Regions from separate parts of the Homo sapiens genome. Here regions 1, 2, 3, 4, 5 and 6 are each linked to region 7. Evidence: chromatin loops called from intact Hi-C (ENCODE). Cell type or tissue: PC-9. All regions are shown on one strand. Links, peaks and the distances in the headings refer to the core of each region. The heading gives the core; the rest is flanking DNA.

Region 1 (4,455 bases), core at 168-4,167, 70 kb after region 7:
AGCACCTGGGGTCCATCCTCTCTCTGGGGCTTATTCTCAGGTCAGAATTCAAGTGCTGCCTGATTACCTGCCCAACAGGGAGACATTCAGTTGGGCTGTGTAACTATGTATGGGTGACTCGGCGTCTTTTCAATGCGAATGATTTTTTATTACCAGGGAGAAAAAAACAACACAACTTGCTTATTTGGCTCATAATCATACCATTTCAACGTACGATGGCTCACTTGAGTCTGAGCAACACCAAGAAACAGCACTCAGGCCGTAGAGAATCCTATGGAGTATTTTCTAAGCATTTCTATTTCTCTGACTCTTGATTCTGCACTTGAAGATAAAAGTTACCTAAATTAGCCAAACACGGCAGCTCACCCCTGTAATCCCAAAACTTTGGGAAACTGAGGTGGGAGGATTGTTTGAGCTCAGGAGTTTGAGACTAGCCTGGGCAACATGATGAGACCCAGTCTCTACTAAAAAATAAATAAATAAATAAATTTAAAAAATCAAAAAAATTAGCCGGGTGTGGTGGCACACGCCTGTAGTCTCAGCTACTCGGGAGGGTGAGGCAGGAAGATCCCTTGAGCCCAAGAGGTCAAGGCTGCAGTGAGCCATGATCCCTGGGCAACAGAGCGAGACCCTGTCTCAAAAAAAATGAAGATTAAAAGAATAAAGTTACCTAAATTATATTACATCAATAACATGACTTGTAGCATATAAATTCAACAGACCCCAAGAGAATCAAATACAAATTTTGAGGCGGGACACAGTGGCTCACGCCTGTAATCCCAGCACTTTGGGAGGCTGAGACAGGTGGATCACTTGAGGTTAGGAGTTCAAGACCAGCCTGGACAACATAATGAAACCCCGTCTCTACTGAAAATACAAAAATTAGCCAGGTGTGGTGGTGCACACCTGTAATCCCAGCTACTCAGGAGACTGAGGCAGGAGAATCACTTGAACCTGGGAGGCAGAGGTTGCAGTGAGCTGAGATCACACCACTGCACTCCAGCCTGGGTGACAGGGTGGGACTCTGTCTCAAAAAAAAATTTTTTTTTTGAGAAGAGCAGTAGTTTCTATTTTTCCCATAGCACAGACAATGCTACAAATTTGATGCAGTTTACTGCCTAGTGAAAGTCTAAATTATTCAGAAATATGTGCTGTCTATATTTTAATTATTATTTTTTTTCTTGAGACGAAGTCTCGCTCTTGCCCCCCAGGCTGGAGTGCGATGACGCGATCTTGGCTCACTGCAACCTCTGCCTCCCAGGTTCAAGCGATTCTCTTGCCTCGGCCTCCTGAGTAGCTGGGATTACAGACGCCTGCCACCATGCCTGGCTAATTTTTGTATTTTTAGTACAGACGGGGTTTCACCATGTTGGCTAGGCTGGTCTTGAACTCCTGACCTCAGGTGATCTGCCCGCCTCGGCCTCCTAAAGTACTGGGATTAGAGGCATGAACCATCGTGCCCAGCCTATTTTAATTATCATTATTATTATTTTTTACTTTTTTATCTTTTTTTGAGATGGAGTCTTGCTCTGTCGCCCAGGCTGGAGTGCAGTGGCACAATCTTGGCTCACTGCAAGCTCTGACTCCCGGGTTCACGCCATTCTCCTGCCTCAGCCTCCCGAGTAGCTATGACTACAGGCGCCCGCCACCACGGCCGGCTAATTTTTTGTATTTTTAGTAGAGATGGGGTTTCACCGTGTTAGCCAGGATGGTCTTGATCTCCTGACCTCGTGATCCGCCCACCTCGGCCTCCCCAAAGTGCTGGGAAAACAGACGTGAGCCACCGCACCCAGCCAATTATTTTTAAGAAAAGCAGCAAGCACAGTGTCTGTTTCACTACAAGTCAGAGGTTCCATTCTAACGTGTAGGTAAAATGCTGAAACGCCCTGCACATTATCAGAGATTCCCATCTTCCAAGAAAGGCTGTCTTAGAGAAGGAGAGAAATAGATGGATCTTCAATCTCTCAGGAAGTCTGCAAAGTAATGTTCACACAGCATCGCTGCGTCCAAGGTAGCCATCCCAAGGGTGCCATAATCTGCCCTAAAAGGTCCCCCGGAGCCTGCAGTGCTGTGGGCGAGACTGCACAGGAAATAAAAAGAAGGCAGCTGTACAGCGCACAGGGGACAAGCCGGCGTTGTCCAAGCCCAGCGAGGAGCCTGGCTGACGTTCAGGAAGTTGATGAACAGAAGCGGCTTCGCTTATCACTAACCAAACAGGCCAATTTCATGACTCACAGTCATTGTCAAAAAACTTGACCTACAGTGGAATTACTGGCCTTTATTAACTATCCTTAGGTAATGATATAAAGAATCAGAAATTCCTCAGCAAGAGATTTTTAAATAATGTTTTGGCTCTTTCTCAAGGGAAAAATAAAGATGATAAAACCTTCACCCATGGAACAAATATTTATCCAGCGTTTCATAAGGACGGGGCTGTGTAGAGAGACACAGACATACCAAAAGGCAAAGAGGTGAGTGGGCCAAAATGCCATTGAGGGATCAAATGGGATTCGGATCTGCTGGCTGGCACGGACTCCGCACCAAGAAAGCACTTTCAGGACATATATAGCTAAGTGATCAAGGCTGGGTGGCTCTGGCAGAGATCAATGGAACAGAGCAGAGAACCCAGAAACAGACCCAAACACATGTGCCCAACTGATTTTTGACAACAATGCAAAAGTAATTCGATGGAGGAAAGGTGGCCTTTTCAACAGACGGTGCCAGAGTAACTGGGTGTTCACAGGCCAAAAAAATGAAGCTTGACCTAAGTTTCATAGCATATACAAAAATTAATTCAAAATGGATCACAGACATACATGTGCAATGTAAAACAATAAAACTTTCCAAAAAATACATAGGAGAAAATATTCAGGATGTAGGGTTAGGCACAGAGCTTTTAAAATTGATACCACAAAAGGAATCATTCTTAAATTGGGCTTCATAAACTAAAAACTTTTGCCCTGAGAAAACCTTGTAAGAGGATGAGAAGACAAGCTACGGAGTAAGAGAAAATATTTGCAAACCATATATATATATATATATATATATATATATATATATATATATATATATATATATATATATTTGTCTTCTTGGGAAGCCAAAGTGAGAGGATCACTTGAGTCCAGGAGTTTGAGACAGCCTGAGCAACACTGTGAGACCTCATCTCTACAAAAGATTTTCTACAGTCAGCTGGGTGCGGTGGCGTATAACTCTAGTCCTAGTTACTCAGAAGGCTGAGGCAGAGGATCCCTTGAGCCCCAGAGTTCAAGGTGGCAGTACATCACGAGTATACCACTGTACTCCAATCTGGGTGACAGAGGGAGACCCTGTCTCTAAAAAAATTTTAATTAATTAACTTAATGTACAAAGAACTCTCAAAACTCAACAATGAAAAAAAATATATAACAGGCAGGCCTTAAGCCTGTAATCCCAGCACTTTGGGAGGCTAAGGCAGGAGGATCCCTTGAGGCCAGGAGTTTGAGACCAGACTGAGCAAAATGGCAAAACCCTGTCTCTCCAAAAAATACGGAAATTAGCTGGGCATGTGGCACTAGCCTAGCTACTCGGGGCCGGGGGTGGGGGTGGAAAGTGCTTAGGCGAGAGGACTGCTTGAGCCCAAGGAGGTCCAGGCTGCCTTGAGCTGTGATCACACCACTGGACTCCAGCCTGGGAGACAGCAAGACCTTGTCTCAAAAAACAGTACAATAAGCAAGCAATCCAGCTGGGCGTGGTGGCTCACATCTATAATCCCAGCACTTTGGGAGGCTGAGGTGGGTGGATCACCTGAGGTCAGGAGTTTGAGACCAGCCTGGCCAACATGGTGAAACCCTTGTTTCTTCTAAAACAAAAAGAAAAAGCTGGGCATGGTGGCGTGCACCTGTAATCCCAGCTACTCGGGAGGCTGCGGCAGGAGAATCGCTTGAACTCGGGAGGCGGAGGTTGCAGCGAGCCGAGATCAATCACGCCACTGCACTCCAGCCTGGGCGACAGAGCGAGACTCCGTCTCAAAAAAAAAAAAAAAAAAAAAAAAAAAAGAATGGACAACATAAGAAGGCCCCACATGGGACTAGCAGAAGTTTTAGAAAGAATACAGGTGATGAAAGGAAATACAATTCAGAGAAAATTTCACTATCGAACACTATTCGGAGTGAGAATTCTCCAGATTTCATGACAGACTTAATCAGACTGACGGTGAATGCTGAGCAAAATAAGAATAAATCTAGATAAAGTGGACTGAAACTATAGAATACCAAACACAAAAAGAAAAGTATAAGAGTCATCAGGAAGACAGATTAGCTTCAAAAATAAAAATTATGCTGACAGCAGACCTCTCTACAGCAAAATGAGCCAAAAGATAATAAAATATTATCTTCAAAGTGTTGGAATTCCACACCCAACTAAATAGATTTCAAGACAATATGAAATGAAAGCAATACTGCTAACTGAAAAAAA
Region 2 (4,455 bases), core at 247-4,246, 59 kb before region 7:
AAGCTGCTTCCCAGTGTTTCTGCTTCATTGATGATCTTACATCACCTTCCAGAGAGTGACGGAGGACTGGCAGAAAGGATGTAAGCATGGGCCATTCCGAATATACTAAGAACTTAGTGAAGACATAGGGATCTATAACTTCCATTCAGACTCACAGGGAATGTTCTGGAGATAGGTCATGGTTCTCCTTTAACTACAAATCTGGCATCAGGTCTCAGGGAATGCCTGACAGCTTCAAAAGAAGTCATGAATCTAAATAGCAACAACCGAAAATGCTGAGTTCAGACTCCCAGTCTATTCTGACAAGTATTAGCAGGAGTGCTTTAATTGCTAGCACCTGGGAAAAACAGGCATTCAAGTTCTGTTGTGAAAAGACCAAGCTGACAGTCAAGAGACCTCACCTGGGCATGAAGATCAGTTCTGCCTTCTCTTGTTCTTCTTCATACCAGCGGAATGACTTCATGAGTTATTTGATCTATTTGAGTCTTAGTTCCTCATTTGCACAATGTGAACAAAAACACTGCATCAACGGGATTTTGTGAGAATCTCTGAGTGTTCTGAAGCAGTTCAGCCACATTAACACCAGAACCTGCTGATGAATTCCAGTTCTGTAAAAGAATCTAAGTAGCCCAAAAGGCCCTACTATAAGGAATCCCATTCCTCTTGTACAAAGAAGCAAATAGGCTTTAATCTCGTTGAAAGAGTAGTTTGGGAGCATCTTTTTTAAAGAAACCAGAATAGAAAATTATTTTGAGTGCATCTTTAGGGGAGGCATTCTTTTCCATTACCCAGCCTACCATATAGAACTGTCTTCAGAGCACTTAAGAAAACCAAATCTAGAGATGGCACAGGCAGACCTGTCTTCTCTGGAAAACTCAGAACCTGGAGCATGCCTGCTCTGGCCCCTGGCCTCTCATAAAGCAACTCTCTCCCACAGATTAGGAATCTTTCAAGAAGAGGCTTTTGTGGTTCTCATTTGTGCTATTGCTGTCAGGTTAGAATCTTTGCTCTTTCTCCAGCAAAGAGGGAGAAAAGTGATTACAAGACTCTTTTACTATCCTATATTTGTTGCTAGCCTGAACAACCTCTAAAGATCTTCCAAAAGTCAAGATTCTGAGACTGTTCAGAACTCTTACAGACTTCTTGGCATACATTAAAATGTGCAAAGAACACCTCCAGTGTCAGCAACAAACAAACGAACAAAAAACCCAAACAAAAACAACAACAAAAAACCTCTCCAGGAATAAGCCATTCAAAAGAAGTTGCATTCTTTTGGAGAATCTCAGAAGTACAGTTTGAGAGAAATAAGATTGATCTAGAAAGATGATTTTCCCACTCACGTAGTCACATTCCTGCTTGAGAATTTATAATGATCTGTCTGGTTTCCTAGTTCTGTATGTATTTATTCATTCACTGGTAAACATTTGTGGAAATGCCTATATTTGCCAGGTACTGTGACTGTGGGGTTATAGCAGGAACACGAGAGGGATATGGTCCCTGCCCCATAGAGTGCATACTGCAGAACCTCAGTTCTGACAGCCCTCTCCTAAACTCTGGAGTTCATTCTTTGCCCAGTCAGAAGGAATTTAAAATACAGTCCCATAAGATTATAATGGAGCTGAAAAATTTCTATAGCCTAGTGACATTGTAGCTGTTGTAAAGTCATATCACACTTACTGTATTTTAAAAATAAATTTAGCATAGCCGAAGTGTACAGAGTTTGTAAAGTCTACAGTAGTACACAGTAATGTCCTAGGCCTTCACATTCACTCACCACTCACTCACCCAGAGCAACCTCCAGTCCTGCAAACTTCATTCATGGCAAGTGCTTTATACAAGAGTATCTTTTTTTTTTAACCTTTATATCAAATCTTACTGTATCTTTTCTATATTTAGAAATGTTTAGATACATAAAATATTTACCATTGTGTTTCAATTGTCTACAATAATCAGTACAGTAACTTGCTGTACAGGTTTGTGTCCTAGCAGCAGTAGACTATAGCATATGATCTAAGTGTGTAGTAGGCTACACCATCTAGGTTTGTGTAAATGAACTCCATGAGTTCACACGATGATGAAACTGCCTAAGGATGCAGTTCTTGGAATGTATCCCCAATGTTAAGCAACACAGGATTGGACTCTAATATCCCAGTGACTCATCAAATCAGCCCTGCTCTAATCTTAAATGCTGTTGGTTCAAGTAGCTCCAGCCTTCCCTCTGAAGTATAGCAAAGGAGGAACAGCATGATGCCTGGGATCTGATAGACCAGGGCTCCAACTTGGCTCACCCACTTTGTGGCTGTGGGGTGGGGCTTAGGATGAATTATATAAGTTCTCTAAGCTTTAGTGTCTTATCTGTAAAATGGGTATGTTGGAAGGCTTAAGCAAGCTGAGTTTTGAGAAGTGCCCTGTTCAGGGCCCAGTACAGTGAGTATCCAATAAATAAATGATGGCCATTATTACTATTATTCCCCTGTGTTTGTTTAACTGGTCTTGTCCTATAATCTTGTACTTGAGTCCCTGTCCTAGTACTTTGGCCTGAGACTAGCATCTTGCCCTACTCATTTAACAACATTTTTCTCATCACTTTATATTATGAAATTTTCAGGCACAAAGAAAAGTTGAAGGAATTTTAAAGTGAACATCCGTATACCAACCACCTAGACTTTACTATTTTTTACTGTCTTTGTTTTATCACATATGTATCTATTTTTCCATCCCTCTATTCATCCATCAATCCATTTAACTTTTTTCTTTTGAGGTAAATTTTACAATCAAAGCAATGCTCGAATATTTAATGTTATGATTTGTTGAGTTTCGATAATTGCCTAAATCTGTACAACACAAACCCCTATCAAGGCATAGAATGGTACCGTAATCCCAGAAAGTCCCTTATGCCAGCTAATTCCCACCATTCCTTCCTCCCCAGTGGCACCATCAATCTGATTTATTTTCTATCACCGTTTTTTTTGATGGATAGCTCTCTTTTTTGTGTACATTCATTTTGCTTATTCTAGATTTCAAATAAATGTAATTATAATATATATACAGTAGTACATACTCTTTTTTGTCTGGTTTCTTTCACTTAGCATGGTTTTGAGATTCATTGATGCTGTTTTGTGTATTAGTAATTTGTTCCTTGTTATTACTGAGCAGCATCACATTATACGAATATACTGCAGTTTGTATATCTGTTTTCCTATTGATAGATACCTGGGAGTTTCTTAGTTTTGGATATTATAAATCTGAGCTCTTTTAATAAATATATATTTCATTTCACTTGGATAAATGCCTAGCATAGAACTTCTGGGCCGTAGGGTAGGTGTATGCTTAGTCTTACAAGAAACTGCCAGATACCACTATACCTCCACCAACAACATATGAGTTCCAGTCACTCCACTTCCTCACCAACATTTGTTGTTGTCAGTGTTTTTAATTTTAGACATTCTCGTGGCTATGTAATGGTATGTCTTTTGGTTTTAATTATTTGCCGCTCCCTGATGACTAATGGCATTGAACAACTTTTTACGTCCTTATTGGCCATATGTATACCTTCCTTGTAAAGTATCTGATCATATTAATTGACTACTTTATAGTTGTCTTTTTATTATTGAATTATAGTAGTTCTTTATCATCCTAGATAATAGTTTCTAGTTGTGTGAATGTTTTATCCAAGTCAGCAGCTTGCCTGTTTTTCTTAACTGTCATTTGATGAGCAAAAATTTTCAATTTTGATAAAATCTATCATTTTTTTTCTTTTATTATTGTTATTTGCTGTTTCCTATCTAAGAAATGTTTTCCTACTCTTAAGTTTTAGAGACATGCTTTCCCTTAAAAGCTTTATTATGTTTATGTTAACTGCTATGTTCAGGTTTACGCACACATCATGTAACATTTTCTGTTTGATGGGAGGTAGGTGCTGAGGTTTATTTTTTAGCATGTGAGAATCTAGTTGTTTCTATATCATTTATTGAAAAGGCATTATTTTCTTTATTGTATTGCTTTAGCACCTTTGTGGAAAATCAAATGAACATTTGCTTCTGACCAAGATGATGTAACAAGTACCAGACTGACCGCTGAGACTTAAAATACTAAAAACCTTAAGGAAAATCTGTGAACCAATGGCTTCCACACTGGGCAACAGGCAGCATGAGAAAGTCATCCCCCTGACAGGGGAGGCAAGTGAGGCGGCCCGCGACGGCCCCAGCTGACTGTCTGGAGAGTCTCCGAGCTGCAGCGCTGGGAGGAGGGACCCGTGCAGAGCCTGGTTGTGTCACCGCTGAGGAGTCCGCATGGAGGCCCCGGAGGCCACCGCCTGCCGGACGCAGAGGAGAGGGCCGCCCAGGACCCGGAAGTGACCCGGAAGTGGGCGCTCACAGCCGCGGGGGTAGGGCAGAGTCCTTCTGGGCCGCTTCCCTGTGCTTCGTGTGCGGCCCACACCGTCCTGGGCTTTCT
Region 3 (4,455 bases), core at 295-4,294, 140 kb before region 7:
TCACACCATTCTCCTGCCTCAGCCTCCAGAGTATCTGGGACTAAAGGTGCCCGCCACCATGCCCCGTTAATTTTTTGTATTGTTAGTAGAGACGGGGTTTCACCGACTTTGCCATATCTTGAAGTAGTCGTGCAAAGTTGACTCTCGTGGGGAAAAGGTACATTCTGAAGAGAATCCCCTTTCTTTTCCAGGCCTTTTTCCTAATCCAGGAGAGAATCAACTCTGATAAGAAACATTTACAAGCTATTCCCTCTGAAGCCTGCTACTTGGAGACTTCCTCTGCATAATGGGAACCTTGATCTTCCCAACCTCTTACCTTAATCCAAACATTCCTTGTTTTTTTTTTTTTTTTTCTTGAGACGGAGTCTTGCTCTGACACCCAGGCTGGAGTGCAGTGGTGTGATCTTGTCTCACTGCAACCTCCGCCTCTCAGGTTCAAGCAATTCTCCTGCCTCAGCCTCCCAGGTAGCTGGGCTTATAGGTGCACGCCACCACGCCCAGCTATTTTTTCCAGAGGCGGGGTTTCACCATGTTGGCCTGGCTGGTCTTGAACTCCTGACTTCAAGTTATCCGCCCGCCTCATTCTCCCAAAGTGCTGGGATTACAGGCATGAGCCACTGCGCCCAGCCCAGACATTCCTTTCTATTGATTCTAGGTCTTTAAACAATAACTGAACTTTTTCAACCAATTGCCAATCAGAAAATCTCCGAATCTACCTACAACCTGGAAGCCTCTGCTTCAAGTTGTCCCACCTTTCAGACCAAACAAATGTGTATCTCACATGTGTTGATTGATGTCGTATGTCTCCCTAAAATGTATGAAAGTAAGCTGTAGCCAGGCCGTGTTGGGCATATATTCTCAGGATCTCCTGAGGGCTGTGTCATGGGCCATTGGCAACTCATATTTGGCTCAGAATAAATCTCTTCAAAATATATTAGAGCTTGGCTCTTTTCGTCAACATCTTTATACTCTCACAGCACAGTTCCCCCAAAGAAGTTCCACACCCTTGTTTCTTGAGGAGGCTAGTGTGGGGGCCAAGGGAAAACTATTCCTTCACCCTCTATATTAGTCCGTTCTTGCACAGCTCTAAGGAAATACCTGAGACTGGGTAGTTTATGAGAGGTTCAGTGGCTCACAGTTCTGCAGGCTGCATAGGAAGTATAGCAGCTTCTGCTTCTGGGGAGGCCTCAGGATGCTCACAGTCCTGGGGTAAGGCCAAGAGGAAGCAGCTGTCTTATATGATCAGAGCAGGACGAAGAGAGATGGGGGAGATGACACACGCTTTTAAGCAACCAGATCTCACGATAAGTCACTCTCTCACTATCATGAGAATAGCACCGAGGGGATGGTGCTAGCCCATTCCTGAGAACTCCAACCCCAGGATCCAATCACCTCCCACCAGGCCCCACGTCCAAAACTGGGGATTATAATTCAACGTGAGATTTGGTGGGACACAGATCTAAACTGTATCACCCTCTGAAGGGTCACCGAAAAATCAACTGACAAAAGCCAGATTTAGTCTTACAACAATCTCAAAGCAATGGCCAAATGGTTGATGCTTTCACACCATTGTCGACCTAAAGGGAAGAAGCTGAGGCAGAATTAATATAAGTAGAGAGTTTATTGGGGCCAGGCTTGAGGATTCCAACCTGGAAGCATAGATTCAAGTTGACCCGAATATACTCTCTGATGAGCAGCAGTTACAAGTGGATTTTTATTTTATTATATTTTATTTATTTATTTTTGAGATGAAGTCTCACTCTGTTACCCAGGCTGGGGTGCAGTGGTGTGATCTTAGCTCACTGCAACCTCCATCTCCCAGGTTCAAACGATTCTCCTGCCTCGGCCTCCTGAATAGCTGGGATTACAGGCATGCACTACCACTCCCGGCTAATTTTTGTATTTTTTAGTAGAGACGAGGTTTTACCATGTTGGCCAGGCTGGTCTGGAACTCCTGACCTCAGGTAATCTGTCTGCCTTGACCTCCCAAAGTGCTGGGATTACAGGCATGAGCCACCATGCCTGGCCACAGGTGGATTTTTATAGGCAAAAAAAAGGGGAACAGGCAGTGGGCAGATGCAAAGTTGTTGTCAGGAATTCTCATTGATTTACAGAAGTAACACTGATTAGTGATTGGCTATACATGGTTAAGCTATAGGATGTGGGTTTTAGTGTCTGGTACGATGTTATTAGGTTAATTTATAGCTACTTATGGCAGTAGCAAGCAGTTTCAAGAGATGATTACATAGCTCAGGCAGGGAGTAGGGTGTGACTGAGGTCTCATTTTAATGTCTCTCCAGGTGTGATAATTAAAAGGACTTGCATTCCTCAGATGAGTTCTTTTCTTTTCTCACCATCTTGAGGTTACAGAAAGAACAGTGGCTTGGATTGTGGCAAAACAGGTTATGGTGGTAAAACAAGTTTACGTGAGGGAGAGAAAAGGAGGCCTGGCTAATAAAGAGGGTCTTGTTTTGTAGATGAAACCTCACAGGTAGCAGACCCCAGAGAGGATAGATGGTAAATGTTTCTCTCAGGTTTTCAAAGGTGTCAGACTCTCAGTTAATCCTTCCTGGATCTGAACAAGGAAGAAAAAGAGAAAGCCTGGCTGCATAAATGCAGATTTTCTCTACAGATGCAAACCTCACCCACGAAAAACAGCTTTTCAGCTATTCTTGTATTTCTAGCCCTTCTGAATAGCCATATTGAAATATGTCAAAGAAATATATTTTGGGGTGACATAGTTTGGATTCCTTCACTAGGTGATTGTCCCAAAGCCGCACCCTGCTCCAGTCTGCCTCCACGTCCCCATGCTCCCAGGCTGCGCCTGCAGACCGCACCTCTCTCCAGGAGAACACTGTATCCTCCTTCCCCCGTCTTACTCTCTGAAGTCCTTGCCCTTTGTGAAATGAAATGATTCAAACTTAGAGCTGTTGGAACTTTAGATTCTTCTGAGCCTTGAGAGGAATGTGGCTATGTGGCCCGAGTCACGTGGCATGCAGCTGCAACATCTGCCTTTTTCTTCCCTGTAAAACACAAGACCCTCTTAGATCACTGCCCCTCCTCATGGAGTAATACATTAATCTTCCTTGGAATGTAGTGTAAACTAAAAATAAAATCCTAAGTCCCCCACCAACTGAACAGATGCCTTCTTGACAAAGGGGACCCCAGAAAAACCTTAAAAACTGAATTCCCAGCCACAGTGGGAAGGGAGGTTGGACACCTTTTCTTATACCCCCTCCTTCTGGAGTTTAGGCACAATAACTGACCAGTATTAGTGTTAAAATAGAGACCATACAACTGACAGAACAGACTCTGTGGCAATAAGATACCAAATCATAAACAAGACTAAGGCCATGCAAGGCAAGGGTTAAATCATATCTGCAAGCCATGAATCTTGCTAGGTAGCATTCTTATCTTAAAACATTACTTTCTGCTGACTCCAAGTTTTAGACAGAGCCTTACTCCTTCAACCAATTGCAAAATAAAGAATCTCTGAATCTACCTATAACCTGGAAGCCTCCACTTCAAGATATCCCACCTTTTCAGGCCAAACCAATGTGTACCTTCACTGATTTATGTGTTTGCCTGTAATTCCGGCCTCCCTAAAGTGTACAAAACAAAACTGTAACCGGACTTCCTTGGGCGCACTTTCTCAGGACCTCATGAGATTGTGTTTCTCTAAGCCTCAGTCATTCATATAGGCTCAGAATGAAACTCTTTAAAATAATTTAGAGTTTGACTTTTCTGTTAATAGTAGCAATCTGTAACCAAATTGCTGTAACATTGATATAGGAGTTAAGAGGAAATTACTTAGACAGATAGTGAGGTTACTGGAGTCCTCAGTAAGGTTTTCCTTTTTAATGAAAAGTAGCCCCTAAATCCTCTTCTAACAAAGAGCAGCCGGTAAAATTGAGCTGCAGACATAGACAACCAAACTGGAAGCTTGCACGGGTGAATGCTGGCAGGAAAAGCTACTTGGGATTAGGCATGTTCAAAATGGCGGCTCCATCTTCCCTTCGCCCTTTACCAGCCACTTGTACAGTAAGAAGCAGACAAGATGGTGCCAGTCAACTGGAAAGCCCATTTGCAATAATAAGATCAGGGTGGAGTGGCCAGCCTTCCCCATGCGCTGTTTATATATCACATCTGATGGAACCAATCTGTGGGTTCTACGTAAATCAGACACTGCCTCCTCAAGCCTGCCTGTAAAATCTAACGGACTCCCCCACCAGCCAGCCTTTTTCCTCTCAGGAGCCCCTCTCTCTCATTAGAGAGATCTGTTTTCCTTTTGAGAGGTGACAGCGTGCTGGCAGTCCTCAGAGCCCTCGCTTGCTCTCGGCACCTCCCCTGCCTGGGCTCCCACTTTGGTGGCATTTGAGGAGCCCTTCAGCCCCCCACTGCACTGTGGGAGCCCCTTTCTGGGCTGGCCAAGGCCGGAGCCCACTCCCTCAGCTT
Region 4 (4,455 bases), core at 203-4,202, 90 kb before region 7:
TTGTAGCATAACTATTTGACCATTCTCCTACTGATGAACATTTAGAATATTTCCGATATTTTACTACTAGAAACAATACTGTCATAAATAATTTGTATATGAATAATTTTACACACGAGCAAGCATACCCGTAGAATCAGTTTCTAAAACTAACACCACTGCGTATAAGGACATCTGCAGTAATATTTTGGGTTTAAAAAAATTTTTTTTAATTTTTTATTTTTTGAGACAGAATCTCATTCTGTTGCCCTGGCTGGAGTGCAGTGGTGCAATCTCAGCTCACAGCAACCTCTGCCTACCAGGTTCAAGCGATTCTCCTGCCTCAGCCTCCCAAGCAGCTGGGATTACAGGCGCCCGCAACCACGCTTGGTCATATATATATATATATATTTTTGTATTTTTAGTAGAGACGAGGTTTCATTATGTTAGACAGGTTGGTCTCGAACTCCTGACTCTGGTGATCCGCCCACCTCCGCCTCCCAAAGTGCTGGGATTGCAGGCATGAACCACTGCATCTGGCTTGCAGTAATATTTTGATAGTTATTGCCAAATTGCCCTTCCTGGAGGACATACAGACTTATACTTACACCAGAAAGAATGAGAGTGCCTACTTCCTACATCTTCCACACACAGTTTGTTATTGAACTTTTTGATTTTTACTAATCTGGTAAAAATTTTGCATGTCAGGAAGTATCATTTTGCAGTTTTCTCATTGTGGTGATGTTGAACATCTTTTTGTAAGTTTAAAAGACATTTATATCTCATTTTTTGATTAAGCTTCTTTTTCCACTGGGCTTTTCATCTTTTTGTATTGTAGATGTTCTTTTTTTTTTTTCTTTTATTTTTATTTTGAAACAGGGTCTTGCTCTGTCACCCAGCCTGGAGTGCAGTGAGGTGATCATAGCTCACTGCAGCCTTGACCTCCCTGGCTCAAGCAATCCTCCCATCTCAGCCTCCTGAGTAGCTAGAACTACAGGTGCACGCCATTATGCCTGGCCAATTTTAAAACAATTCTTTGTAGGGATGAGGTCTCACAATGTTGCCCACGTTAGTTTTGAACTCCTCGGCTCAAGTGATCCTCCTGCCTTGGCCTCCCAAAGTACTGATGTTCTTTATTTGTTAGAAAAATTAGTCATTTTCAGTGATATGAGTTGCAAACATTTCCCCCAGTTTGTACTGGTCTTTTTACATTACTTCTGAGGAGGCTGTGTAGAAAATTTTGAGTTTAATATTATCAACTTTATCAGTCCTTTTTAAAACAGTGCAATGGCCTCTGACAATAAGCACCCAGAGTGAGGATAAACTTCCTGGGGACCTCGGGACCCCTGAACTTGCTTGCAGCTGATGTCTGAAATGAGGCTCACTTCAGGCATCAGCTGCAAGTTCAGGGGTCCCCAGGCCACCTTCACTCCTGACCAACTGGTTACAAGTTCGGGGTTCCCACGATCCTCTCAAGTTTGATAATTCACTAGAATGACTAACAGAATTCAGGGAAGAGCTATATGATTTAAAAAATTACAGTTTTATTATCACAAAAAGATTACGAATAAGAACCAATCAAAAGAAGAGACAGATAGGTAGAGGTCTGGGAGGGTCCTAGATGGGAAGTTTCTGGTGTCCTCTCCCTGCAGAGATGGGATGCATCATCCTCCGAGCACATCGGTGTGTACAATATGCAGAGTACTGTCAACTAGGATACACACTTGAGCTTCAAGTTCAGAGTTTTTTTGGGTTTCATTATGTGTGCATGATTGATTGAAACACTAGTCACCCTCTGAACTCAGTCTCCAGTCACCCCTCTTCCCTCCCTGGAGATCAGGCTGATATCACTTGGCTCAAATTCCAACCCTCTAATGACATAATTGGTCTCTCTCTCAGTGGCCAGCCTCTGTCTCGAGTCATCTCTTAGAAACTGTCGAAGAGCCTCCTATGAGTCACCTTATTAGAATAAACTATGAGGGCATACCATGAATAACAAAGACATTCCTATCACCCAGGAAATTCCAAGAAGTTAGAGATTAACTCACAGGAACCAGGAACCAGGGACAAAGCCCAATAAATTCTTTATTACTCAGGATACAGATTCTGGATTTTGTTTCATACATAGAAAGCACTTCCTTTTCTAAGATTATTATAAAAACAAATTACCCCATGATTTCCTCTAGTACCTGAATGATTCAATTTTTTTCCAACATAAAAGTGTGATTATAGATTCAAATCGTTTTCTTTTTTTCTTTCTTTCTTTCTTTCTTTTTTTTTTTGAGACAGGGTCTTGCTCTGTTGCACAGGCTGGAATACAGTGGTGTTATCATAGTTGACTGTAGCATTGAGCTCCTGGGCTCGAGCAATCCTCCCATCTCTGCCTCCTGAGTAGCTGGAACTATAGGCATGTGCCACCATGCCTGGCTAATTAAAAAAAATTTTTTTTGTAGAGATGGGGTCTCCCTATGTTGCCCGGGCTGCAAATTGTTTTCTTGATAATTGTCCCCTAACCATTTGTTGAATAAACTATTTTTCTTCTACTGATTGAAATGCTAACCTTAGCCTATACTAAATTTCCGTATGTATATGGATCTATTTCTCAACTTTATAATGTGTTCAATTGCATTTTTAAATGTTTATACCACATTATTATAATTTTATAATTTATTATTTCAAATTAATATTAATAGTAAATTTCTTAAACTTCTAAAAAACTTTTTTTGGAAATAGATTTAAAATCAAATACCAATTAGAGGTGGTAAGACACAAATGTAGCTGTCAGAGGAGTAGACAGTATCCTATTGATCTGGTTTGTCAGCTGGTTAGCAGGTTAGCATAGGGATTGTTCCAATGAATTCACTTACTTTATTGCCAGAATTGAAGAAAACTTATAAAACTGTGCTGCATTTATTTGTGTTTTACAAGCAGTTATTCAGAATCAAATGGAAATTTTTCACTGCATTGGAAATAGCCTGGCCAAATCCTCAAATTCCACAGAAGCAGTTTAGGTGTTTGGTCTTCTCAATGGTCAGCTTTTGGATGAGTTGGGCACTTGTTTTCCTCAATGACCACCTCCTGTACATCTTGACCTGGAGACAAACTACTCAGTTTCTCCCAGCAGCATTAACTGGGCCTCACTCTGTTCTTGAACAAGATGAGTTCAAGTCAGCCAGTGCAACCAGATCCAGTGTAGACAGAATCTGGTTCTTTGATCATCAACCCTGGGAGGAACTATCATCTTCATACTAGTCTTTTCCTTCAGACTGGGCAAAGAACATTTGTGGAATAGACCACATATTTGTGGCTCTCACTGGTAAAAATGTAGCTTTGTAAGCTTGCCTGAGAACAGAGCATGAATGTCAGATCCTGGCTCAGCTGCACTGCCTAACTTGGGGAGTTTTAGAAGTTACGCATCAGCAAAAAAATGTCCTGATCTGACAGCTTTGAAGAGAGTAGTGGTTCTCCCTGCTTGGAGTTTGAGATCTGAGAACGGACAGACTGCCTCCTCAAGTGGGTCCCTGACCCCTGAGTAGCCTAACTGGGAGACACCTCCCAGCAGGGGCTGACTGACACCTCATACAGCCGGGTGCACCTCTGAGATGAAGCTTCCAGAGGAATGATCAGGCAACATCTGCTGTTCTGCAAAATTTACTGTTCTGCTGCCTCCGCTGGTGATACCCAGGCAAACAGGGTCTGGAGTGGACCTCCAGTAAACTCCAACGGACCTGCAGCTGAGGGTCCTGACTGTTAGAAGGAAAACTAACAAACAGAAAGGACATCCACACCAAAATCCCATCTGTACGTCACCACCATCAAAGACCAAAGGTAGATAAAATCACAAAGATGGGTAGAAACCAGAGCAGAAAAGCTGAAAATTCTAAAAATCAGAGCACCTCTTCTCCTCCAAAGGAACGCAGCTCCTCGCCAGCAATGGAACAAAGCTGGATGGAGGAAGACTTTGACGGGTAGAGAGAAGAAGGCTTCAGACGATCAGTAATAATAAACTTCTCCAAGCTAAAAGAGGATGTTCAAACCCATTGCAAAGAAGCTAAAAACATTGAAAAAAGATTAGATGAATGGCTAACTAGAATAACCAACGCAGAGAAGTCCTTAAATGACCTGATGGAGCTGAAAACCATGGCACGAGAACTACGTGACACATGCAAAAGCTTCAGTAGCCGGTTTGATCAAGTGGAAGAAAGGGTATCAGTGATTGAAGATCAAATGAATGAAATGAAGCAAGAAGAGACGTTTAGAGAAAAAAGAGTAAAAGGAAATGAACAAAGCCTCCAAGAATTATGAGACTATGTGAAAAGACCAAATCTACGTCTGATTGGTGTACTTGAAAGTGACAGGGAGAATGGAACCAAGTTGGAAAACACTCTTCAGGATATTATCCAGGAGAACTTCCCCAACCTAGCAAGGCAGGCCAACATTCAAATTTAGGAAATACAGAGAACGCCACAAAGATAC
Region 5 (4,455 bases), core at 129-4,128, 150 kb before region 7:
GACTCCCATGGGTAAGGGTCTCCATCCAAACTCACCAAGGCTGTGGAAAGATGTAGACCTCAGGGTAGCTGGCTTCTTCAAATCTTTCAAACAGACCAAGTCTTATATAACTACATAATCCTGAGAGTCACACTGCATCACGTTGGTCATATTCTGTTGGTTAGGAGCAAGTCACAGGGGTCATGGGGCCACCTTAAAGTCTATGCAATACACATACGCACATGTGCAGAAACTTAACCTCAGCTAGATGCTCATTTCTTTCAGTGCAGTTAGATGTCATGACGGGATGGAGATGGCGTGATGCTGAGGAAACTTTGACTGTGGTGTTCCTTATGTGCATGTCCTTTTCCAAGGCCTGGGGAGGGGCCCGTGGGTGGACCTAAGTTTTGTCCCTGAAGCTTGTGCATATATGCAAAATAACAAACATAAAAACTGCTAGGGCCCCTCCCAGGGCTTACAGGTGACAGGCCTTACAGCTTAGGTTTCTTGGTAAATCTGCCCCCTGTGGACGTGTCATCACTATTATTCGAATTTCTCTGGGGTATCATTTAGTCTATTACAGGATCTGGAAAATAGCAATCATTCAAAAGACTGCACATCCCTAAGTCAGCAGCGGCACTCTCTCAGTGCGACCTCTTCTCCCGCAGTTTGCTTCCCGCACCTCCCCCCTCCTCTGCCACGCTGGCTCTTGGTGCCACCTGGTTGGGAGTGGTGCCGCGGCCTCTGTTTCTCCCACTCCCTCAGCCCTCACCTTTCTGTTTTCTTCTCAAACCAGCTAGGTGTTCACAGAACCAACTCCCAAGCTCATTTTTTCTTAGTGTTGTACCCATCTGGCAAAAACCCCATCCCAGATGAGACAAGAAGTATCATATATGTGTGTCTGTGTGTCCGTGTGTGGGGGTCTGTGTCTGTGTTTCTGTGTGTATGTGTGTTTGTGTGTCTGTGTTTCTGTGTGTCTGTGTCTGTGTGTGTGTGTGTGTGTGTGTGTGTGCATACTTTCTCTCTGCTCCAGGAGAGCCACACCCCAGCGCGCAGGTCCTGCCATGCTCAGGGGGTGTGATATTCCCCCCTCGCTGTGTCTGTGGCCCCCCTCGCCCTCTCACTCTCCAGAGGACCCATCGCGCTGTCCCTCTCCTGGCTCTCAGCTGCCCGCTCCTCCTCCTCCCTCTCAGCCGATGACTGAGCATCCCACTTCACAGAGAAAATAGAAGCTACCAGATGGCTGTGCCTGTCTTTCTCCTACCGTGTCTGCGAGCCCGCTTTCACCCTCCACATCCTTGCCTTCCTCTGGGGAGAAGTGGCTAACTCCACACCAGGCTCACTCTCCACCTGCGCTCTGGGCCTCCCTGCCCCACCCCTGCTGCCTTCTCGGAAATCTCACTGTATGGATTAGCCCTTTTCCCCTTTGAATGATCTATTTTATCTTTATATCTACCCCCTCCCCCCGCAAAGGACTTTCTCATCGGTTTTTAGACATCTGGAAACCAAACCAATCAGAGTCAAAGGAGAGGAAGGGAAATTGACTCTGAGTTGTCCCTCCACACCCCTCACCCCTGCAGCTCCGCCCTGTCTCTTTCCACCTCTACACAGCCAAGTTTCTGGAAACACTTGATAATAGGCACTGTCTTCGTTTTCTCACTTTATATTCATTCTTCAAGGACTCCACTTCTGTGATGCATTGGTTCAGCTTTGTTTAGGTGTCCTGTCATTACTAAATTCCGGAAAGGTTCGTTGTCTCTTTCAGCCTCATCTGACACTGCCAGCCTAACCACTCCCTCTTTCAAACACTGGCCTTCCTTGCCTTCTGAGGAAGATACTGTGGGCTGACTCATTCAGCATTCATTCTATTCCTGCTTTGCATACCTTCCTGGCAGTGGAGAGAAAGCTAAAAATGACATTTTCCATATTCCCTCTCCACTGTTTCCAGTTGAGGTTTCAATTCCACCCATCAGGCGCCCTCTCTGGGACTGTCATTTGAAACTGAGATGCTGGGCAGGGAGGCAGGGCTGGAGGCATCACTTTTTGCTGCTGTGCATCGCAGCAGGGCAGGAAGGTTCTCCAGCCAAGAGCAGGGATGTAGCTTCCAGATCGATGACTCCCTGATGATGGCAGAGGCAGCAGCTCCTCTGACACTTATTCCTGGAAGCTCAGCCTAGCCTCTGTGTCCTTGCTTTTCCCAACAATTCTATGAATTGCTAGTGACTTTAAATACATGTCTTTTATTTAAATTAGCTAGAGTGTATTCTGTTGTCTGAGACAGCATTGATCAAAGCAATGACCGTAACACAGCACTACCTTCCTCTTCTTGAGCCTCATGGCTCCTCCTCCTATTGGTGGCTTTCCGTCTGGCCATGTATTGAAGCAGTCCTCATGGCCCCGTCCTCACCTCCTTCCTTGTCTTCTTGTCTTTTCTCCTACGCTCGACATTCCTATCCATATTCATGCTGCAGTCAGCACTAGATAAAATGATGCAGGGATGCTACGTCCAGCCAAACCACCTTTCTGTAGGCCACTCAATTTGTGGCAATTTGTTAGGGCAGCAATGGAAAACTAATACACTGGTAGAAACTAAGTGTTTAAGAAACCAATGTATTGGTTTTCTATTGCTGCCCTAACAAATTGCCACTAATTTAGTAGTTTAAAACGATATCCATCGTTATCTCACAGTTTTGTAGGTTCAAAGGGTGGGTGCAGTGGGGCTCAGCTGGGTCCTCTGCCTAGAGTCTCACAAAGCTGAAATCAAGCTGTCAGCAGGGGAGCATTCCATTCGAGGCTCTGCGGGTGAATCTCTGCCAAGCTCACTCAGGTTGTTGGTAGCATTTGGTTCTTTGTGGCTGAAGGACTGAGGTCCCTGTTTCTTTACTGGCTGTCAGCCAGGGCCTTTCACAGCTCCTTAAGGCCATCTGCATTCCTTGTCACGTTGCCCTTTCCTTCTTCAAACCACCGATGGTGTATTGAGTCTTTCTCATGCTATGAATCTCTCTGGCTTCACCTTCTGCCTTTTTTTTTTGAAACGGAGTCTTCCCAGGCTGGAGTGCAGTGGCGCAATCTCAGCTCACAGCAAGCTCTGCCTCCTGGGTTCACGCCATTCTCCTGCTTCAGCCTCCCAAGTAGCTGGGACTACAGGTGCCTGCCACCACGCCTGGCTAATTTTTTGTATTTTTAATAGAGACAGGGTTTCACCATGTTGGCCAGGATGGTCTTGATCTCCTGACCTCATGATCTGCCCGCCTCGGCCTCCCAAAGTGCTGGGATTACAGGTGTGAGCCACCACGCCCAGCCTCCTTCTGCCTTTTTTTCTGATTGCAGTTGGAGAAATTTCTTTGCTTTTTTGTGTTTTTGCTTTCTTTTTTTTTGAGACAGAGTTTCACTCTGTCGCCCAGGCTGGAGTGCAGTGGTGCAATCTTGGCTCAGTGAAACCTCTGCCTCCTGGGTTCAAGGGATTCTTGTGCCTTAGCCTCCCAAGTAGCTGGGATTACAGGTGCCCAGCACCACAGTCAGCTAATTTCTGTATTTTTAGTACAGATGGGGTTTTGTCATGTTGGCCAGGCTGGTCTCGAGCTCCTGGCCTCAAGTGATCCTCCCGCCTTAGCCTCCCAAAGTGCTGGGATTACAGGTGTGAGTCATCGTGCCCTGCCTGTTTTTGCTTTCTTAATTCCTTTTTTTTTCTTTTTTTTGCAATTTTTTTATTGAGACAAAAACTCACATAACATAAAATGCATCATTTTAAAGTGTACAATCCCATGGATTTTAGTATATTCACAATGTCGTGCAACCGTCACCATTGTCTAATTCCAAATCATTTCTATCACTGCAAGAGGAAACCATGGAAACCGTAAGCAGTCACTTTTCCCCTCTGCCTGTTCCCTGGCAACCACTCATCTATTTTCCATCTCTTCGAGTTTGCCTATTTTGGACATTTCACTTGAATGGAATCATTCGCTATGTGACCTTCACTCTCTGGCCTCTTTCACTTAGCATAATGTTTTTAAGGTTCATCCCTGTTGCAGCATGAATCAGCACTCCCTTCTTTTTTATAACTGAATAATATTCCATTGTATGGATGTACCACAGTTTGTTGATTCATTCATCGGTTGATGGTTATTTGGGTTGTTTATATTTTTGGCTATTGTGAATAATGTGGCTATGAACATTCATGTGCAGATATTCGTGTGAACATACATTTTCAATTTTTTTGAGTATATATGTAGGAATTGAATTGCTGGGTGCTATGGTAACTTCATGTTCAACTTTTTGAGGAACTGCCAAACTGCTTAAACTGTTTTTAACAGTGGTTGCATCATTTTACATTCTTCCCAGCAATGTATGAGGGTTCCATTTCTCTACATTCTTGCCAACATTTATTATTTTCCTTTAAAAAAAATTACAGTCATCCTAGTGGCATCTCACTGTGGTAGTGAAGTGGTATCTCACTGTGGTTTTAATGTGCCTTTC
Region 6 (4,455 bases), core at 185-4,184, 180 kb before region 7:
AGGCATAAACTGGTCTGGGCAAGAGATAGTTGGGGCCACTGATGAATTGTTTGCTTTCTACTACTGCCGACGAAGCATGGATGATTAGTTCCTTATTATTTCTGCTCCTAGGCTGTCTCCAAGGCAAGCTGTTTCTCCTACTCTCTGTACAGTCCATGAGACTAAGCAGGCACTTGACCTTAACTGAGGTTCCCTCAGTTCTGTCCTGTTCCTTTTAGTCTGGGTCCATTGGGTAGACGTGGCCTGTTCAAACAAACCATTAATGAGCACATCTCCGGCAGGGCATTTGGAAATAAAGTCAGAAAGCCAGCGAATGGTTTGGCCTTTTCTTCCCATCTTTCCATCCCCTGCTGGGATTCACCTCCTCCTCTTGCCCTGGGGCCTCCTGTGCTCTTTCTTCTTCTCAGCCTGGTTTTACCCTCCTCCAACCGCTGTTGTTGCAAGTAAATGAACTGGAGTGGAATCTTTGTTTTCTATCTCAAGGGTATTTGCTTTGAAAACCTTTTCTCTTGCTGTGGATCAAAATATCCTTTGCTCCTTGTTAAAGTAGATTTAGGCTCAGTGGCTCTGGTGGAAGAGGTTGTTTAAACTCCGTAAACCACACAATTACCAACTTTCTTTTTCTCTGTGTACAGTGGTCCAATGGACAAAACTCGGGTGAGTAACAGTGACGGTGGTGACTCTGTGGGTGTTCATCTGAATCAGGTGCTGTACTGAGCACTTTGTCCCATTATGGCTGTGGCCCTGAGGCGGGTATTCATTTCCTATTATGGAAAAGGAAAGGAGGCCTAGTGAGGTTAAGTATCGTGCTCGAGATGACTCCAGAATTGAAAATTCCAACTGTCCCACCCTGAACTTCTAATTCCCTTCAGGTGATCCTCTTCTTTTCTGAGTAGCATTGATCACGTCTCCTTTCTTCTTTAACTTCCTTGTTGATTAGTTTATTGCATGCAGTCAGTCTCTCTGCCTCTTCCATGTTCCCCAGCGAGAATCCACCTGCTCTACAGGGGCAGGGATTTTTGTCGGCTCACTGGGGTATCTCAAAGGCATAGATTACACACACAGTAGGCACTGAACAAACATTTGTTAAATGAATAAACAAAAGTAGCCAAGGTAAGATTTTGCACTTTAGCACCAACTTAGATAAAATAAGTAAAAATAACCTAAAATAATCAAAAGGGTCAGAATCTAGTTTTGAGCACAGAGTTTGAGGACAGCCACTCATGAAGCACAGATTCCAAAGAATGGGAGTGAGTGTTCCAAAGTATAGAAGTTTGGGATCATTTATATGGTCAAAGTTTAGGGAAGCTTAATAGAATTTCACTATCTTTCTATGTAAGGCTTATTGCATAGTTACAATAATCCGATTTGGCAAGGTAATTTTTTTTTCTTTTTGGGAAAGGTATATTTAACATTCCACAGTGCAGATGTAATAGTCAGGGGTCTTTTGCACCACTTGGTCTGAGTTGGGTACAAGATAATAAAGGTGGCAGTTAATCTATAATGAAGAACAGTGATTAGAAGCAGGGGAGGTCTGGTCTCTGTTCTCTCTTAGTCATTTACAGAACAAGAACAATGAAGAAGAGAGTTCCTCTATAATCTAAGAAACAGAAATTGCAAGCACATACTATGTGACTCAGGTCACAGTCGTATCTCTCTCAAAGCTTAAAGTTTTTTAAAAGCTTTTACATTTTATTTATTTTCAAAGCTGTCACCAAAAGCCCTCAAAGCCCTCAATTTTTCTTTTCTTTCTCTCTCTCTCTTTCTTTCTTTTTTTAAAGAAAGAAAGATATTCAATTTACTTCTTCTGTATCCTGTCAGAAAATAGTGTTTGGAGATTCTATGCAGTTGAAGCAACCCATGTGGCCTTCCTCTGAATGAAGTCACCAAGCAGCTTTGGATTTCCTTCCACCCACCTTACATGGAGGTGTTTTCCATTGCTTATGGCCACAGATAACCATACTCATTACAAGAGTTAAGCTTGGCCAGCAAGGTGGCTCATACCTGTAATCCCAGTGCTTTGGGAGTCCCAGGCAGGGTGATCGCTTGAGCCCAGGAGTTCAAGATCATCCTGGGCAACGTGGCAAAACCCATAGACAAGAAGAGTTGAGCTTCTTGAGTGTCACTGTGGAATGCGTTGGTGCCACCTAGGGAATCACATTGTAATTTTCAAGACCCACTTATGGGCATTTCTCCTTTTTAGCACTGGATTTTTCCACACTGCCACTGGCTTTATGTATGCTTCTGCTCCCAGTCCCAGTCACGTTTGTAAACAATCTCTCACCTCTTCTCCAGACCTCCCTGCCAACTGCCTTCCAAAATGAACCTGACTCTGTGGTTTGAACACATTTATCTGCCTGCACGTCCTGTGCTATTTTTCTGTCTGCGCCTTCTATAGGGTTGTTCTAGAATTATTTTTCTCTGTATGTGGGAGTCTATGTCTGCTTCAATGCTGTCTTACATAATTATTCCCTCTAGTCATAGAGTTCTCTACTCATATAGTTAGCTTCAAAAAAATTCCACATATAGTCTCCCATACAACTCTCCCACCGCCCATGGGGTTGGGCAGGTCAGGTACAATTATTGAGCTATTTTACAAATGATAGCCTGAGATGCAGGAGAGTTAAGTGTATTTCCTAAGGTAACAATGCGAGGAAGAGGCAGAACGGGGGCCAGAACTCAGTTCTGCAGAGGCCAGGCTCCAGGCCCTTCCCACTACACTGCTGCAGCTCCTCATGGCCCCTCGGCCATGCTCCTTGTGCAGTGGCATGCACCGTCAGGTGCTTAGTAAATGCTTTGCAAAGCAGGTGTTTCCTGAAGCTGAAGTAATGGTCCATGTGAACGGTATAAAAACAATCAAGCTAAGGAACAAAAATATGATCCAAGGCAATCAGAGAGGCTTAAGGGCATCATGTGAGATGTAAGGAATAAATAGATAGTAGATCAGGTGGAGAGCAGATCATTCTGATGGTGAAAGGACAGGGACGGGTTGAGTGAGGCAAAAAAGCCTTACACGGGAAGAGTGATTTTCACTTTCAAATAAATTATCTCCTTTATTCCTCAGACCAAACTTGTGAGTAGATGTTAGCAGAGTCTCTGTTTAATTTATAAAGATTTTGCATATCTTTATACATTTTTATAAAGAGTTTAGTACTTTTTTCTCCCTCCAACACCACTCAACTAATTAGAAAGGCCCGTATTCAAAGCAGCCCCTCTGACTCTAAAGGCTGAATACTTTCACTCTAGGGCAGGACATAGATTGTTTTGTCCCCCAAGAATGCTAAGTAAGCCTGGGTCCTCATGTTAGATCTGTGTTGTTCTTCTATAGCAAAAATGGCTATCTTCTTGGTTTCTCCTTTTTTACAGTAGGTTCTAGAGGGGCTGGAGGGACTTGGTAGTACACATTACAGATATGAGTTCAAATCTCTGCTCTGCCACTAACCAGCTGTGGCAGCCGTGAGAATTCAAGGAAGTTATTTCCTTTCTCTGTGCCTCAGTTTTGTCACCTGTAAAATGGGGATAATCATGTGTCCAACACACAGTATTATTTGCAAGCCAAAAGTAAAATTCTAAGTGCCCCCCAACCAAATGAATGGACCCCTCCTCTTGGCCAAAGGCTTTCTAAAGTAAACCTGAAACAGGCCATGATGAGAAGGGGGGTCAGACACTCCTCATTACACCTTCTTCCCTTTGGAATTCAGGCATAGCTGACCAACAGCATTAACATTAACAGAGACATTGAGACTGCCAAAACAGACTCTTTGTAGCAATAAGATACCAACATGACAGATAGTAGGCCCTGATAGAAATCAAAGTATTTTACCCCAAAATACATTTCTTTGACATATTTTGAAATGGCCTTGCAAAGCTGTCTCTGGGGAAAATCTACATTCAGTAGAGGATCTCTTTCCCTTTCTAAGTCTTTTTCCTGACCCAGGAGAGAATTCACTAAGAGTCCAGCACCTTTTTAAGGCTGACAATAAACATTTACAACCTACTCCCTCTGAAGCCTGCTACCTGGAGGCTTCATCTACATAACAAGAACCTTGGTTTCCACAACACTTCTCTTAACCCAGACCCTCCCTTCTGTTGATTACAGGTCTTTAGATAAACTCAACCAATTGCCAATAAGAAAATAAGGAATCTACCTAAGACCTGGATGCCCCCACCTTTGAGTTGTCCCACCTTTTTGGGTTGAACCAATGTACATCTTACATATATTGATTGATATCTTATACCTCCCTAAAATGTGTAAAACCAAGCAGTTGGCCACACCCGGCCACCTTGGGCACATGTTCTCAGGATCTCCTGAGGATCAAATGAGATGTATATAAAGTGCTCAGCACAGAGTTTAACATCTAGAAAACCAACAATGAATATCCACTGTTGTCATTGTGTTGTATAATAAAGAATGTGTCTAGTTTTTGTTTTAGGTTCCGGGAACATGGCGTCTGA
Region 7 (4,455 bases), core at 229-4,228:
AATTGGTCTTTGGTCCATCAGACTGCTATCCAAGTCTGTCTATCCAAGTCTAATATCCAAGTCTATTTATAAGTATTACTAATAGAAAGTGAAATGGAAGTTTGTAGATAAGGTAACGTATCAAGGTATCTGTGATGCAATGCTGGCTAATTTTCAAAATTGTTCTTGCCTAAGATTTCTAAGATTTCAGCAGGTGAAATCACAGCTCCACAAAAGAGCTAAACCACCACCGACTACTTTGCTTGCATCACAGCCACTAACTTTGGAGATAGGATTAATCTAAAGCTGGAACAGACATATTGACCTGCTGCTATGGGTTAACCCACAAAACGCCAGTCACAAAATAGAGGTGATAGCATCCACGTTTATTCAGGCTCCTTGACAGAGGCAGGAGAATTCCAGAATGATGTGGTAGCTGCCCAGACCCCCACAAGGCACGCACAGCTCCTTTTTGAGACCTCACTTAGCATTCAACACAGGCAACTCCTCCACCAGCAGGAGTCCCTGGACAAATTCTTTACTGTGAGATTAGCTAGAATTGATACATTCACACAGCCAGCAGCATTTTTATAAATGAGCCATTTGTCGTTCTCCTCAATGTAACCTTCATTGTTACATCCAGAAAAGTTCTTTTCTAAAAACCATTATCCCCTACAGAGAATGGGCCACTCAAGACAGACCCTGAAAATATAATCTATTAATATCATGGGAATTAGAGTCATTTACACACAGAAGTCCTCTGCCCTCTGGCCAAGAGTCTGCCCGGTGATCCTGTCCAGGAGGGCTCTGGGCTGTGGTCTCCACAAATGCCACTGAGAGCTTCCCAAGAATGAATGTGGATCCGGGAAAGAATAAATGAGGCACATATTTAACAAGCTGTAAACACAGTTATCAGCCCAAAGGCTTAGGAAACCAGGGCAAGTCTGATGAAAATCAGGTGGCCATTAGGGAAGAGACTTATTTGTGAGGTCCCAGGCTTAGTTACGCACTTTGGAAGGCCTGTGGCAAACTGCAGGCCATGGTTAACTCTGGGAGGTAGGATGGGGCAAGGAGAGTCCTTTCATCAAGCACCCATCTGCACATGTGAATTTTTACCTCACGCAGGGGCTACTTAAAGAGTGACAGAACAACTGCCACCACAAGTACACGGCAAAGATAAAACGCTTCAGATCCTAAGCTCTGGTCTGGTTCCTCTTACAGAAAGAGTAGCACGCCTTATAGGGGAGGCCTCCCAGTTGCAGGATAAACTGAAGAATGAATCACGGTATGACGTACAAAATTGAAATGTAAATACCATCTAGGCTCAAGATAACTTTCTAATTAAAAAAAAAAAAAAAGTCAGGCAGATCACAGTTCTGATGTGAGGCCTCCTCTGGCAAGGGTGCTCTTTCTGGAAGTTTTTCATCTTGGGCAAGCAAAGGTGGGCAGCCTGCATGGCCAGAAAGGAAGACTGCTGGGGCCTGGGAGAGCCACAGCCCCGGAAGCCCAGGGAGCCAAGGGCTCTCTGTCTGCAGGAGAAAGGCTGACTTCTCAGGCAGCCCCCGAAGGCCCTAACGCAGCACAGAAGCCCCGACAAGGAGCAGAGGTCCAGGGAAGTGGAGTCTACTCAGTCCTGAGGCTGGACTGGATGAGGCTCTTCAGTGGCCTGTAGCAGGTGAAGACTTAAATATGAAACACAATTCCTTCAGCTCTTGCTATGAATTTTATATTAAGTTCTTCACACTTTTTTTTTTTTTTACTTAGTTGTTTTACTAAATGATAATTAGGTCACATCCCTGAATGAAAAAGTAACTTCTTTTCAAATCAGTTAATCCAAGTAGGGAAAACAAGCTGTTGGCACCCCAGGGCCATCATTCCCACACCATTAATCACCTTGTGTGAAGTAGCTGGATTCCAGGAATTACTAATCAGCATGAAATGCATAAACAGCCTTAGGAATGCTGGCCTCAAATGCTTAACGCAGTGGCGTGAGTCTTGGAGCTCAAGGAAAACTGTAAGATTCCCTCTTGCGTGTGCGCAGCCTCTGCTCTTCAGGATGGCTGGGGAAACTGAAAGCATTCACTGTGGCTCTAAAGCGCCCAGGTCATGACTGCGAGCTCACGTGGCTGAAGACAGGGAAACAGGGAATGTCTGCGGAGCCAAATGTTTGCCAACCTGATGATTTGTTATGAGCCATCCCAAGGTTGATCGGTATATGCAGTTTTTTTTAAACCTCTGTGGACGTGATAAATGTTGCCATCTACTTGAGTTCAATTGTGAGAACGTTCCATATGTCACAAAGCAAAGACCAAGGCCTGAGGAATACTGTGACTGAGAACTTGTCCTTGGGAAAACGGCTTGGCTAGGTTTCCCATGCTACTAATCGCCTTGCGAGGTGCTCGGCGTTTCGGGAACGGCCCGGCTCTGTGCAGCTCTGTGAGACACGTACCCTGGCTCTTGCATCCCAGCTGCCTGGCTAATACTCATGCCAGTCACAGAGAGGCAAATCCTCTAACCGGGAATGTTCCCTCCCAGAGAACCAGCTGTCGTTACAGTAGAGCTCGTCCATCTTCCGTCCTTGGACAGACAGAGGGTTGTGCATGCGTTAGTGAGCTCCTTACTCACTACTGTGAACACTGGCCCACTTGGCAGACCTGGGTCTGAGTGTCTGGACCCCACCCCGCCACGTGCTTCTATCACACATGGCCCGCAGTGGAAGCTCACGGGTCCATCTCCACTTTCGTGGGTAATCGCTAAAAACTAGTGTTGGAAGAAGCAGGAGGCAAAGGGAAATGACAATAAAATATGCTGAATGTAAGGTTCCAGCTGAGTGACTTCACGTTATTTTCCACCCTGACAGTAACATTTTCTATGACTGTTGTTTAGAAAACCAGATGTGCGAGGTTTTCTCCTTGTCCAGAGCATCTGCGTGAATGCGTGGGAAACACGTTTTCTTAGACGCAGCAGGTTTGTGGCGAGGTGGGAACAGTGGCCATCAGTGGCAATATTATGGGAGGTAAGCACAGATGCTTTATGGGATTGAATGACAACATTTCTTTTCAAAAAGTAAAATTAGTAGATTGTAAAGCATTATTTGCAAAGTAGCATTTTCATTTCTAACTAGATTATTGCTGGAAAACTCATTCCATGACCTAAATTCTCCCCATGGACACTGGCATAATGGCATACTTTCTGATGGCTGTGAATAAAAGTTCCTTTGCAAGTATCATCTCCTCCTTGAGTCATGTTATTCAGGGAGAATGAAGTGGGGACAGGTGTACATAGGAAACAGCTGTTTAGGTGTGAAAATCTGATTGTACAGAGAGGGAGCAGGGGGAACCCAAATTCCCCTCAGCCTGCACTCAGAAGGTTGCCGCCTGTCCTCATCTGGATCTGAGCCAGGGCTCTGGCGACAGCGTGCTCCCATTAGAGCTCCCAGAGGCTCTGGGCTTCGGGAGCCTGGGCCAGGGAGGAGCAGCAGTTGTGGCGTCCAGTGCAGAGGGAGTGCCCCAGAGTGTCTGTGGCTGAGAGGCTAGAGCCGCGCCCATATGACTGCCGCATCCCCGTGGCCACCTGCCCCTGCGCCCTCAGCCCTGAACGCAGGCTTCCTAGGGCAGGGGCATCCAGCTGTACTCCAGGAGCCCCCTGAGCAGCTTTATTATTATTAATACATAATAAAGTTGGGTTAGAGGGGACTCAGAAGCCTGAGAGCGAGACAGCGTTAACACAGGGTCCTGCTCTGGAGCTCCTTACTCCAAATCCTCCGTCACTGCCATTTTGGTATAAAAATGCAAGCAGTTTGGATGTTATTAGTAGCATCTTTTGCTTTATTAAGTAGAGTCTATTTCTGTGGTCTCTGGCAACAATAACAGCTACTTAATAACACTGAAGTCTCACCTCTCTTTATACATTAATTTTTTTCAAAGTGTCATCAAATACTTTTATTTGGGAGCATTATGTTTCAAGTGGGCCAAAGAGAACTTGAAATATTTTGTCCATGTTGGGGGATTTTTTTTAAAACGTGTCCTTTGCTCCTTGTACGTTATGCTGCCAAACGAATGATGTTGCCAATGGCAGACCCTCTGAGGTCAATTCACTGGCCCCAGCAGCGACACGCAGCATTGATCTGCCCTTACTACAGTCCTTATTTATATGGCAACTCAAATGAAAGAGTGGGCTGACATTAAGATGGAAAAGGTTTGATGAGGTGATTTCTAGGAAAAACCCAGCATCACAAATGACAACAGGTGACCGCAGTCAGGCGGTGGAATTTTCTGCTACCTGAATGCCAACACTGGAAACAAAACGACCCAAATGCAGCTTAGGAGCCTCCTCTCCCTGGTGTGGGCAGGGCGACAGGCTCGGGTCGAGGTACCCACCTGTTTGTGGGGCTGTCCCCTGTCCGCGGTCTGCAGCCGCAAGCTGTGATCTCCAATCTGCACCCGGGAGTGTGGGGAGTGCTCCCCCACTGGAAAG

Evidence for each region. A loop is a pair of places that touch in the nucleus more often than their neighbours do. Peaks named below come from ENCODE experiments on the same cell type or tissue, not always from the same donor. Only the 100,000 strongest peaks of a DNase experiment are listed, where the experiment ranks them.
Region 1: it touches region 7 in a loop (4-fold over the local background); 8 of 110 quality-filtered maps call a loop at or near these places.
Region 2: it touches region 7 in a loop (8-fold over the local background); 4 of 110 quality-filtered maps call a loop at or near these places.
Region 3: it touches region 7 in a loop (6-fold over the local background); 5 of 110 quality-filtered maps call a loop at or near these places.
Region 4: a loop joins it to region 7, with 10 times the contacts of the local background. A loop is called at or near these places in 4 of 110 quality-filtered maps.
Region 5: it touches region 7 in a loop (5-fold over the local background); 7 of 110 quality-filtered maps call a loop at or near these places.
Region 6: a loop joins it to region 7, with 13 times the contacts of the local background. A loop is called at or near these places in 14 of 110 quality-filtered maps.

What each region holds. Positions count from the first base shown.
Region 1 is chr18:8,728,303-8,732,757 of GRCh38, reverse strand. All of the region lies in intron 3 of MTCL1 (microtubule crosslinking factor 1), which reads right to left. Among named protein-coding and RNA genes, the nearest start is that of GACAT2, 23 kb to the right of the region's middle. RefSeq lists an enhancer at 2,053-2,347. In PC-9, for the core only: no CTCF peak of the experiment used is centred there; a DNase peak (open chromatin) is centred at 2,207; H3K4me3 peaks cover 413 bases; H3K27ac peaks cover 1,282 bases.
Region 2 is chr18:8,857,011-8,861,465 of GRCh38, reverse strand. No RefSeq gene overlaps it. Among named protein-coding and RNA genes, the nearest start is that of GACAT2, 150 kb to the right of the region's middle. In PC-9, for the core only: no CTCF peak of the experiment used is centred there; DNase peaks (open chromatin) are centred at 445 and 2,115; H3K27ac peaks cover 2,301 bases.
Region 3 is chr18:8,935,822-8,940,276 of GRCh38, reverse strand. No RefSeq gene overlaps it. Among named protein-coding and RNA genes, the nearest start is that of NDUFV2, 160 kb to the left of the region's middle. In PC-9, for the core only: no CTCF peak of the experiment used is centred there; DNase peaks (open chromatin) are centred at 2,326 and 3,486; H3K27ac peaks cover 2,109 bases.
Region 4 is chr18:8,888,570-8,893,024 of GRCh38, reverse strand. No RefSeq gene overlaps it. Among named protein-coding and RNA genes, the nearest start is that of GACAT2, 180 kb to the right of the region's middle. In PC-9, for the core only: no CTCF peak of the experiment used is centred there; a DNase peak (open chromatin) is centred at 1,894; H3K27ac peaks cover 1,187 bases.
Region 5 is chr18:8,946,170-8,950,624 of GRCh38, reverse strand. No RefSeq gene overlaps it. Among named protein-coding and RNA genes, the nearest start is that of NDUFV2, 150 kb to the left of the region's middle. RefSeq lists an enhancer at 1,236-2,008. In PC-9, for the core only: no CTCF peak of the experiment used is centred there; a DNase peak (open chromatin) is centred at 1,724; H3K27ac peaks cover 1,543 bases.
Region 6 is chr18:8,976,927-8,981,381 of GRCh38, reverse strand. No RefSeq gene overlaps it. Among named protein-coding and RNA genes, the nearest start is that of NDUFV2, 120 kb to the left of the region's middle. RefSeq lists an enhancer at 3,743-4,274. In PC-9, for the core only: no CTCF peak of the experiment used is centred there; no DNase peak of the experiment used is centred there.
Region 7 is chr18:8,798,195-8,802,649 of GRCh38, reverse strand. It overlaps MTCL1 (microtubule crosslinking factor 1), which reads right to left. Exons shown (of 15, transcript NM_001395333.1): 9 at 4,359-4,455. Among named protein-coding and RNA genes, the nearest start is that of GACAT2, 93 kb to the right of the region's middle. RefSeq lists an enhancer at 1,273-2,472. In PC-9, for the core only: no CTCF peak of the experiment used is centred there; DNase peaks (open chromatin) are centred at 1,259 and 1,929; H3K4me3 peaks cover 718 bases; H3K27ac peaks cover 3,306 bases.